2 separate regions of the Homo sapiens genome follow, and region 1 is linked to region 2. A link is an interaction called in ENCODE POLR2A ChIA-PET data of the cell type or tissue named here. Cell type or tissue: PC-9. All regions are shown on one strand.

Region 1 (4,000 bases), 370 kb after region 2:
TTCTTCTGTCTGGATATTTTCCACTGCCTCATGGTCTGGCTTCCCAGTCTCCTCTTCAATTGTGTCTAATCCGCTGTGAAGCCTGTCTGTTAGGGTTTGTCTTTCTTTTCTTCTTCTTCTTTTTTTTTTTTTTATAGCCTTATGCAGGAACAACTGGCATACAAAAATGATTATATTGAAAGGCTACAATTTGGTAGGTTTTGAAATATAGATATAAACCCATGAAGCCATTATCATAATCAAGATAATGAGAAAAACCTCTCACCCCACAAACCGGGTGTCGAATTTGAGGCTGACTGCCATTCCCCCACTGTGTGGAAGGGACTTTGCGTCTCTGTCCTGCTTCTGCTCTTGGGAAGCCTCCATCGTTCAAATGCCCCTTTGTAGTTAACGTGGCTTAAAGCAATTGTTTTTTGCTTTAAAGATCTCAGTCTTCTGTGTTTTATGGTTTCATTGCAATGTGTCTGGATGTGAGTTTATCTGTCTTGTTCTATTATTGCCAGCCCGTAACATTTGATTTCCTGTTCCCCTGTGAATCCTGTTAACAACCAGTGGAAGCTTTTCATTCTCTCCTCTGTGTGTCTTCATCTCCCATTTGTCCGCACCTCCTTCACTCTCTGTGTGGACATTGTGGGCTATTTTGTAGGGGAAATCTTTCAGCTATGCTGAATCTGTTGCTTTTCCTATTGAAAATCACAGGGAAACTGCTGAAAACCCACAGAGAAAGGGAACTACCCCCTTCAGCCACTCAAAGAAAAAAAGAAATTTCAATAGCTCTACACTTCATTTTTAGAGGCTTTATTTTATTCTTTTAAAACTCTTCGTATTTTTCATGGTGTCCCATGTTTTCCTTTGATTTTGAACCCTTCTTCTACAGTTGATAACTTTAAAGATGGTCACTATAGATTAACTCTGGGGCTCGTGTCTGGGCACAGGCGGCCTCTGGCAGCTCTCACTCCTGGGGCTGGCTTCCCTGGGTGTTTCGTCACTAGGACTGTAGGATCGTCTTTGGGGGAACTCTGACCGTGGGAATCTCAGGAGGCAGGTGGGGGAGTCCCCCTTCAGAGCAGGTGGCCCTGGTTTAGGCAGTCTTGGCTTGTCACCAGCCTGGGACCGTTTCTGTTTGTTTGTCTTTTTACCTGGTAGTTCTGGCATCACAGAAATAATGTAAATATGGATCCCAGACTGGTTGATGAGCAGGTTCATCTATGGTCAATTTATCTCATTTTATCGACAGGTGGGTATTTTTTCGAAGTCTGTTCTTTCTTTCTTGTAAACTTAGAAGTTTGTTTTAAATGTTTGCTTTTGTTTTGCTTTGCGTCGTTCAGCATTTCTCATTGCCTCTGGGTGTCTCTCCGTTTTTCATGTGTCACAGCGATGTACACACAGGAAAACACCAAGAGGCATAGCCCCTGCTGTAAGTTAGATACGTGTTCATTTACATTTAAATTATTTCTTACAAGGAGGAAGTGTCGTACTCAACATCCATCTTTTGAGTATTTTGAATAATTCCTCCTTCATTCATTCCTTTATTTACCCATCAATAAATAATTATTAATAATTATAGGCTAATTTGCTATTCACATTTCTCTTTGCTCAGCGACACCCCAGCAGCAATGAGCACAGTTAGTGCCCTGACCTTGGTCTCTAAAGCTCATTCTCCAGTAAAAAGAGCAGGGTTCCTTGGAGAAATGATGGATTCCAGGGCTGGGGGAAAAACCGGGGCAGCCTGGGGTTATGCTGGAAAGCGAGAAAGTGCTCCCGAAGGATGGGAGGGTCCCAAGGGCCCGCCTGGAAAAGCCCAGTGGCCAGAGCTGGGTAAATTTTAGCAACTAAGTAAATAATGACAGTGTGGGATGATCATCCAAAGCATAAATATGCACAAGTCCACATGAAGGCACACGAGTGATTGAATAAATCAGTGAGGGGAGGGCGGTCCTTCCTTCAGAGGAATTCCAGCAGAGTAGTGAGGAAACAAATCATCTCAGAACACCACAGTAGTAATTGTTGCAGACAAAACCCACCAACCCATGCTAAAATTAGCAGAAAAGACTTTGAGGAGAAATAGGATACTCTTGTAGTCTCAAAGTATCTTCCCTGAGAGGCCAAGGCAGGTAGATCATCTGAGCTCAGGAGTTTGAGAGAAGCTTGGGCAACACGGTGAAATCCTGTCTCTAAAAAAATACAAAAATTACCTGGGCGCAGTGGCACACACCTGTAGTCCCAGCTACTTGGGAGGCTGAGCGAGTGGATTGCTTGAGCCCGGGAGGTAGAGGTTGCCGTGAGCTAAAATTGCACGACCGCACTCCAGCCTGAGGGACAGAGAGAGACCCCATCTCAAAATAAGTAAATACAAATAAATAAATTACAAATGAAGAATAGTAACGTTACAGTGGGGGAAGCCAGCAGATCCCACCAGAACCAGGTGACCAGGGCCAAAACAACCCATAATGAGGCAAAGCATAGGGCCCGTGAGTCACTACTGCGGACGCTGAGCAGGGTATGGGGCTTCTGCCAGTTTCTTGGCACAGACACATAACTTCGATCCAGACATGATAAAATAGCAAACTCAAACTGAGGGCTGTTCTTCAAAACACCCAGCCAGTGCTCTTCCAAGTGGCAAGGCCATGGGAGGCAAGGAAACACGGGGCCTGCCGTGGGCTGGAGCCTACAGCGAGATGACACCTGCGTGCTCATGGAACTCAGTGTTGTTTCTAAAGCAGGAGGTGGATGTTACCAGAAACTGGAGGAATCTGAATCAAGCTACTGTGTAGTTAATTGCCCCGTGTTAATTCTTAGCCTCAATCCTTGTGGTCAAGGTCGGGTATGCAAGGTGCTGACACGGGAGGAAGCTGCCTGAAGGGGGCGGGGACTCCTGGACGATCTTGGCAACTCTTCCATAAGTCTAACGTTATTTCAGAAAAAAAAGTGTAGTGACATAGCTTAACAAAAAATAAGTGTAAAAAAGCTGAAAAGCAACAGTTAATCCTACGTGAGAGACAACGATGGTTGACTTTCTATACTTGGTGTTTCCCCAAGAAAGAAGCCCCTGGATGCCAGGGTCCCTCCCACTCTACACGTCAGCACGAGGCCGCGGTTCGCTCCCATCATCCGGTTCTAGATGTCAGCACGAGGCCGCGGCTCGCACCTGTCATCTGGGAGTTTCTCCCTCCCCTCCTGCCCACAGGACAACTTCTACTTCTCCTTTGGAATTTCTGAACACAGGAGGCCCTTCTCGGAAGCTCAGCTCTGCCTTCGCCCGCCAGGGCTGTTTCTCCCCTCGAGCCTCTGTCTCCACACCTGTGAAACGGGACGATAAGGGCCCCTTCATGGTGCGGAGGGAGGGCTAAGTTCATAAACGCGTGCAAACGAGGTGAGGACTGGCCGGCACGTAGAGACCCCGTGATGGCTGTCGGCCACCAAACAGACATTCTCCGTGCTCTTCATGCTCTTGCTTATGAGGAGAGATGCTGTGAAGATAAGTTTAAAAACGGCCATGCCATGACAGTTCACAAATAATATTATTCCCTCTGCGAATGCCCTTACCTTCTCTGATGACACTTGTTTCCTATCAACATCGATTTCTGTTGGCTTTCATGCCACCCTCTCTGAATGAGAATTGGGAAGACTCCAATGGCTGTTTTTAACCCCATATTTTTCTGTTCTGTAAACTTCTGTTCATTGCCAGGCTTTGTATCTTCCTTCTTTTAAAAGCGAAAGTGTCCTTTCTCTTCTTGTTTGGAACCTAGAATTGTGTATCGATGCATTTTTGGTGATTTCCCAATAACTAGCTGTGATCCTGCTCCACAGAGCCCTAATGCTTGAGCTCAAACTGTCCGAACCCACACTGCACTCCTTGGAGAAAATGAATGCAGCCTGAATTCTGCTGCTGAGAGTGCCTGGCCGTCCTGGTGGTCACTGACTCACTGGGGTCTGGCCGTCCTGGCAGCTCCTCAGGTCACCGGACTCTGGGGAGGCACCGTGCTGGTTCTGCCTGTGC
Region 2 (4,000 bases):
TCCTGCTGCAGATCCTTGCACAGACGTTGAATCAGAGGCTAGCAGCGCCTGCCTCACTTCTCTCCTTGGAGATGACCTGGTTGATTGTCTGGAAATTGGCTTTATTAAGAACATAATATGTGAAATGCCATGAGTTTGGTCAAATGAACCTTAACTGTTGATGAGATTTATTTTTATTGTTTGTTTGTTTGTTTGTTTGTTTGTTTTGAGACAGAGTCTCGCTCTGTTGCCCAGGCTGGAGTGCAGTGGCACAATCTCTGGTTACTGCAGCCTCCGCCCCCCGGATTCAAGCGATTCTCGTTCCTCAGTCCCCCCAGTAGCTAGGATTACAGGCGCGTGCCCCCACGCCCAGCTAATTTTTGTATTTTTAGTAGAGATGGAGTTTCACCATGTTTACCAGGCTGGTCTTGAACTCCTGACTTCAAGTGATCTGCCTGCCTGAGATTCCCAAAGTGCTGGGTTTACAGGCATGAGCCACTGCGCCCGGCCTAAATTTTTATATTGAAAACTGTATTTGTAATGTTAGGTAAGATTGACATTGCCTGTTTTATATTGTATGTTTTTTTTTCCTTGACAGGGTTTTCAGAGAAAGATGCTGATGAGGTGAAAGGAATTTTTGTAGATACCAACTTATACTTCCTGGCGCTGACCTTCTTTGTCGCAGCGTTCCATGTGAGTCATCCACCGGGGGGCTTGCCGCAGGCACTTGGGGGGCTCCCTGGGCCCCGGGCCTCCTGCAGGGGTCCTGGACCTGGGGTTTGTGGGCGCCGTCCAGCCCTGTGGCCCTCAAGTGTCCACTCCCATCACTCAGCAGCCAGCACGCCTGACACCAGGCGACCATTGTCCCAGTGGGCGGTTTCTCCCAGTTCTGAAAAGGGAGGGACCATAAAGCTCCGTCCACAGCCTTGGCGACTTGGGCTGTGCTGGCTTTGGGGGCGGTTTTGAAAAGGATCCAGGGTACTCTGAGCAGTGTCCACACCAATGAGATGAATAGGTGCAGGCATCTCACTCTCCCCTGCCCAGGCCCCGACCCCATGCAGAGCCAGGGGCGGAGCTGGGCAGCCTCTAGCAGAAAGTAGTTCTCTTGTATAAATTCTAACACACTGATTTTTAAATGTAAAAAGTCAGTCCTGTGTGTATACAGTAGTTCCCCCTTACCCGATGTGTATACAGTAGTCCCCCCTTATCCTCATCCGGTGTGTATACAGTAGTCCCCCCTTATCCTCATCCGGTGTGTATACAGTAGTCCCCCCTTATCCTCTTGCGGTGTGTCTACAGTAGTCCCCCCTTATCCTCAGCCGGTGTGTATACAGTAGTCCCCCTTATCCTCATCTGGTGTGTATACAATAGTCCCTCATCCTCATCCCGTGTGTATACAGTAGTCTCCCCTTATCCTCATCCGGTGTGTATACAGTAGTCCCCCCTTATCCTCATCTGGTGTGTATACAGTAGTCCCCCCTTATCCTCATCTGGTGTGTATACAATAGTCCCCCCTTATCCTCATCCAATGTGTATACAGTAGTCCCCCCTTATCCTCATCCCGTGTGTGTATACAGTAGTCCCCCCTTATCCTCATCTGGTGTGTATACAGTAGTCCCCCCTTATCCTCATGTGGTGTGTATACAATAGTCCCTCATCCTCATCCCGTGTGTATACAGTAGTCTCCCCTTATCCTCATCTGGTGTGTATACAGTAGTCCCCCCTTATCTGGTGTGTATACAGTAGTCCCCCCTTATCCGGTGTGTCTACAGTAGTCCCCCCTTATCCTCATCCGGTGTGTATACAGTAGTCCCCCCTTATCCTCATCCGGTGTGTATACAGTAGTCCCCCCTTATCCGGTGTGTCTACAGTAGTCCCCCCTTATCCTCATCCGGTGTGTATACAGTAGTCCCCCCTTATCCTCATCCGGTGTGTATACAGTAGTCCCCCCTTATCCGGTGTGTCTACAGTATTCCCCCCTTATCCTCATCCCGTGTGTATACAGTAGTCCCCCCTTGTTCTCATCCAGTGTATATACAGTAGTCCGCCCCTTATCCTCATCTGGTGTTATACAGTAGTCCCTCATCCTCAGGGGGTGTGTTCAAAGACCCTCATTGGATGTCTGAATATGTGTATCAAATAACGTAATGAATGAATATATGTATTATGTAATGGTTTTGATAAAGTTCAATTTATAAGTTAAGCACAGTAAGAGATTACCCACAATAACTGGTAACAGAAACAGGACAGGACAGTGTGATAAAGTTACGTGGGTGTGGTCTCACTCTCAGAATATCTGTCTCATCGCACTGCTCCGTGCTAACCGAAACCATGGACAGTAAACCATGGGTAAAGCAAGGCTGCTGTGCTCTTACTGTTGTTCGTGGAGCTGAGCTGCTAGGGAGAGCCATCCTTGTGGCTGTTAGGCTGGCCTGTGGTTAGGCGGCACCCAGGAGTGCGGCCGGCACTGGTTCTGAGTGCCTGGGAGTTTGGCTGCCAGTCAAGCTAAAACTTTCCAAAGCCGTACTAGAGAATTAAACGATTTTTATTAAAAGGTCAGTGTCTCTAAGGATGAGATCATGCATGGTTAGGTTTTTTTAAGTTTTTTTTGGAGACAGGTCTCAGTACGTTGCCCAGGCTGGTCTCAAACCCCTGGGCTTAGGTGGTCCTTTGGCCTTGGCCTTGCAGTAGCTGGGATCACAGGCATGGGCCACCATGCCCAGCCCTTGCGTTTTTAGCACAGTTGAGAGATGAGGCTGCCCTGAGTGGGCACAACCCGAGAGCAGGGGTGCCCAGCCAGGCCCATGATCCAGGGGAATCCAGAGCCTCCAATTGCCTGGGGGCCTTTCCAGCAGTTCAAGTCAAAGGTACGTATTATTTCAGAAGTGCCCCTGCAAAGCCCGCCTGGGCACTCTAGGTTCTGACATGGCAGGCCAGGCGCGTAGAGGCATGGGTCCCGAGTGTAGACACTTATCCTGATGCATCCTGAGGCTGAGTACACCTGCAGTCTCACGGTCACACACGAAGCCTCTATCTCTGTCTCACAGGAGATGGAAACAGCAGGAGATGTGAGTTGCTGTCGTGTGTGTTCTCTCTAGCTTCTCTTTGATTTCCTGGCCTTTAAAAATGACATCAGTTTCTGGAAGAAGAAGAAGAGCATGATCGGCATGTCCACCAAGGCAGGTAGGCCCCCCGAGCGTGGCCCTGCTCAGATACTCTGCCCCAGGGAGCTCACTGGAGCCTGCGGTAGAGGGCTGCCTGCCTCACTGCTGGCTGCAGACACAGCCCCGGGTGTGTGCTTGGCTCTTGAGAAGCCTCTGAGACCAGGCACCGTAAAGCCCAGGGAGCCGTTGCGGCAATTGTGGTGGGACCATCAGAGGCTGCACGGCTCAGGGCCTCCAGCGGCTGCACAGCTCAGGGCCTGGCTGCGGACTCTGGCGTGCATGGGGTCTGGGTCTGGGCTGTGGAGAGTGAGATGCATGGACCTCTCGAGCCTTCCCGGCTGCTCATGGGCGCTGAGCAGGGCTGGGGCCTCACATCCCCTGTCTTGGTTCCCTCGCCCCGTCCTCCCGCCGGTGTTCCTTCCCCGACCAGCGCAGGCCTGGGCGTGTGGGGCCTGCCAGGTGATGGCAGTTAATAGGCCCGTGGTGCTGTGCCCAGCAGTGACAGGCAGTGTGCAGCTGTTAGGTAGGGCAGTCAGGGACCCCTGAGGCCAGGCAGCCCAGGCAGGAGGCCTGCCAAGATCTGGGACCAGTGTTCCTGGCCAAGGGTGCCTGCCGTGGTTTAAGGGGCCCAAGTGAGTGAGGGGTCCTCCTGACCTTGCAGGGGTGGAGGTTGTCACAGTGGGGTGGGGAGCGGCGGTCTGGACAGGGGCGAGTGGTTGATGGGTGTGAGGACGAGGAGTGGGTGTGTCCTGTTGGTTAGGAGTGAGGAGCATTTGGCTCCAGTATCAGACCCGAACAAGTTGTTTTTCTCGCATGGAAAAGACGCCCAAGCAGGTGGCCCTGGCTGCCTGGGGGCC

Evidence for each region. Peaks named below come from ENCODE experiments on the same cell type or tissue, not always from the same donor. Only the 100,000 strongest peaks of a DNase experiment are listed, where the experiment ranks them.
Region 1: POLR2A ChIA-PET joins it to region 2 with 6 read pairs; 2 of 35 experiments call an interaction of 5 or more read pairs at or near these places.

Annotation. Positions count from the first base shown.
Region 1 is chr5:965,005-969,004 of GRCh38, reverse strand. No RefSeq gene overlaps it. Among named protein-coding and RNA genes, the nearest start is that of LINC02982, 30 kb to the left of the region's middle. RefSeq lists an enhancer at 3,168-3,669. In PC-9, no CTCF peak of the experiment used is centred here; no DNase peak of the experiment used is centred here; H3K27me3 peaks cover 4,000 bases.
Region 2 is chr5:1,330,961-1,334,960 of GRCh38, reverse strand. It overlaps CLPTM1L (CLPTM1 like), which reads left to right. Exons shown (of 17, transcript NM_030782.5): 7 at 578-672; 8 at 3,078-3,162. Among named protein-coding and RNA genes, the nearest start is that of CLPTM1L, 12 kb to the left of the region's middle. In PC-9, no CTCF peak of the experiment used is centred here; a DNase peak (open chromatin) is centred at 2,170.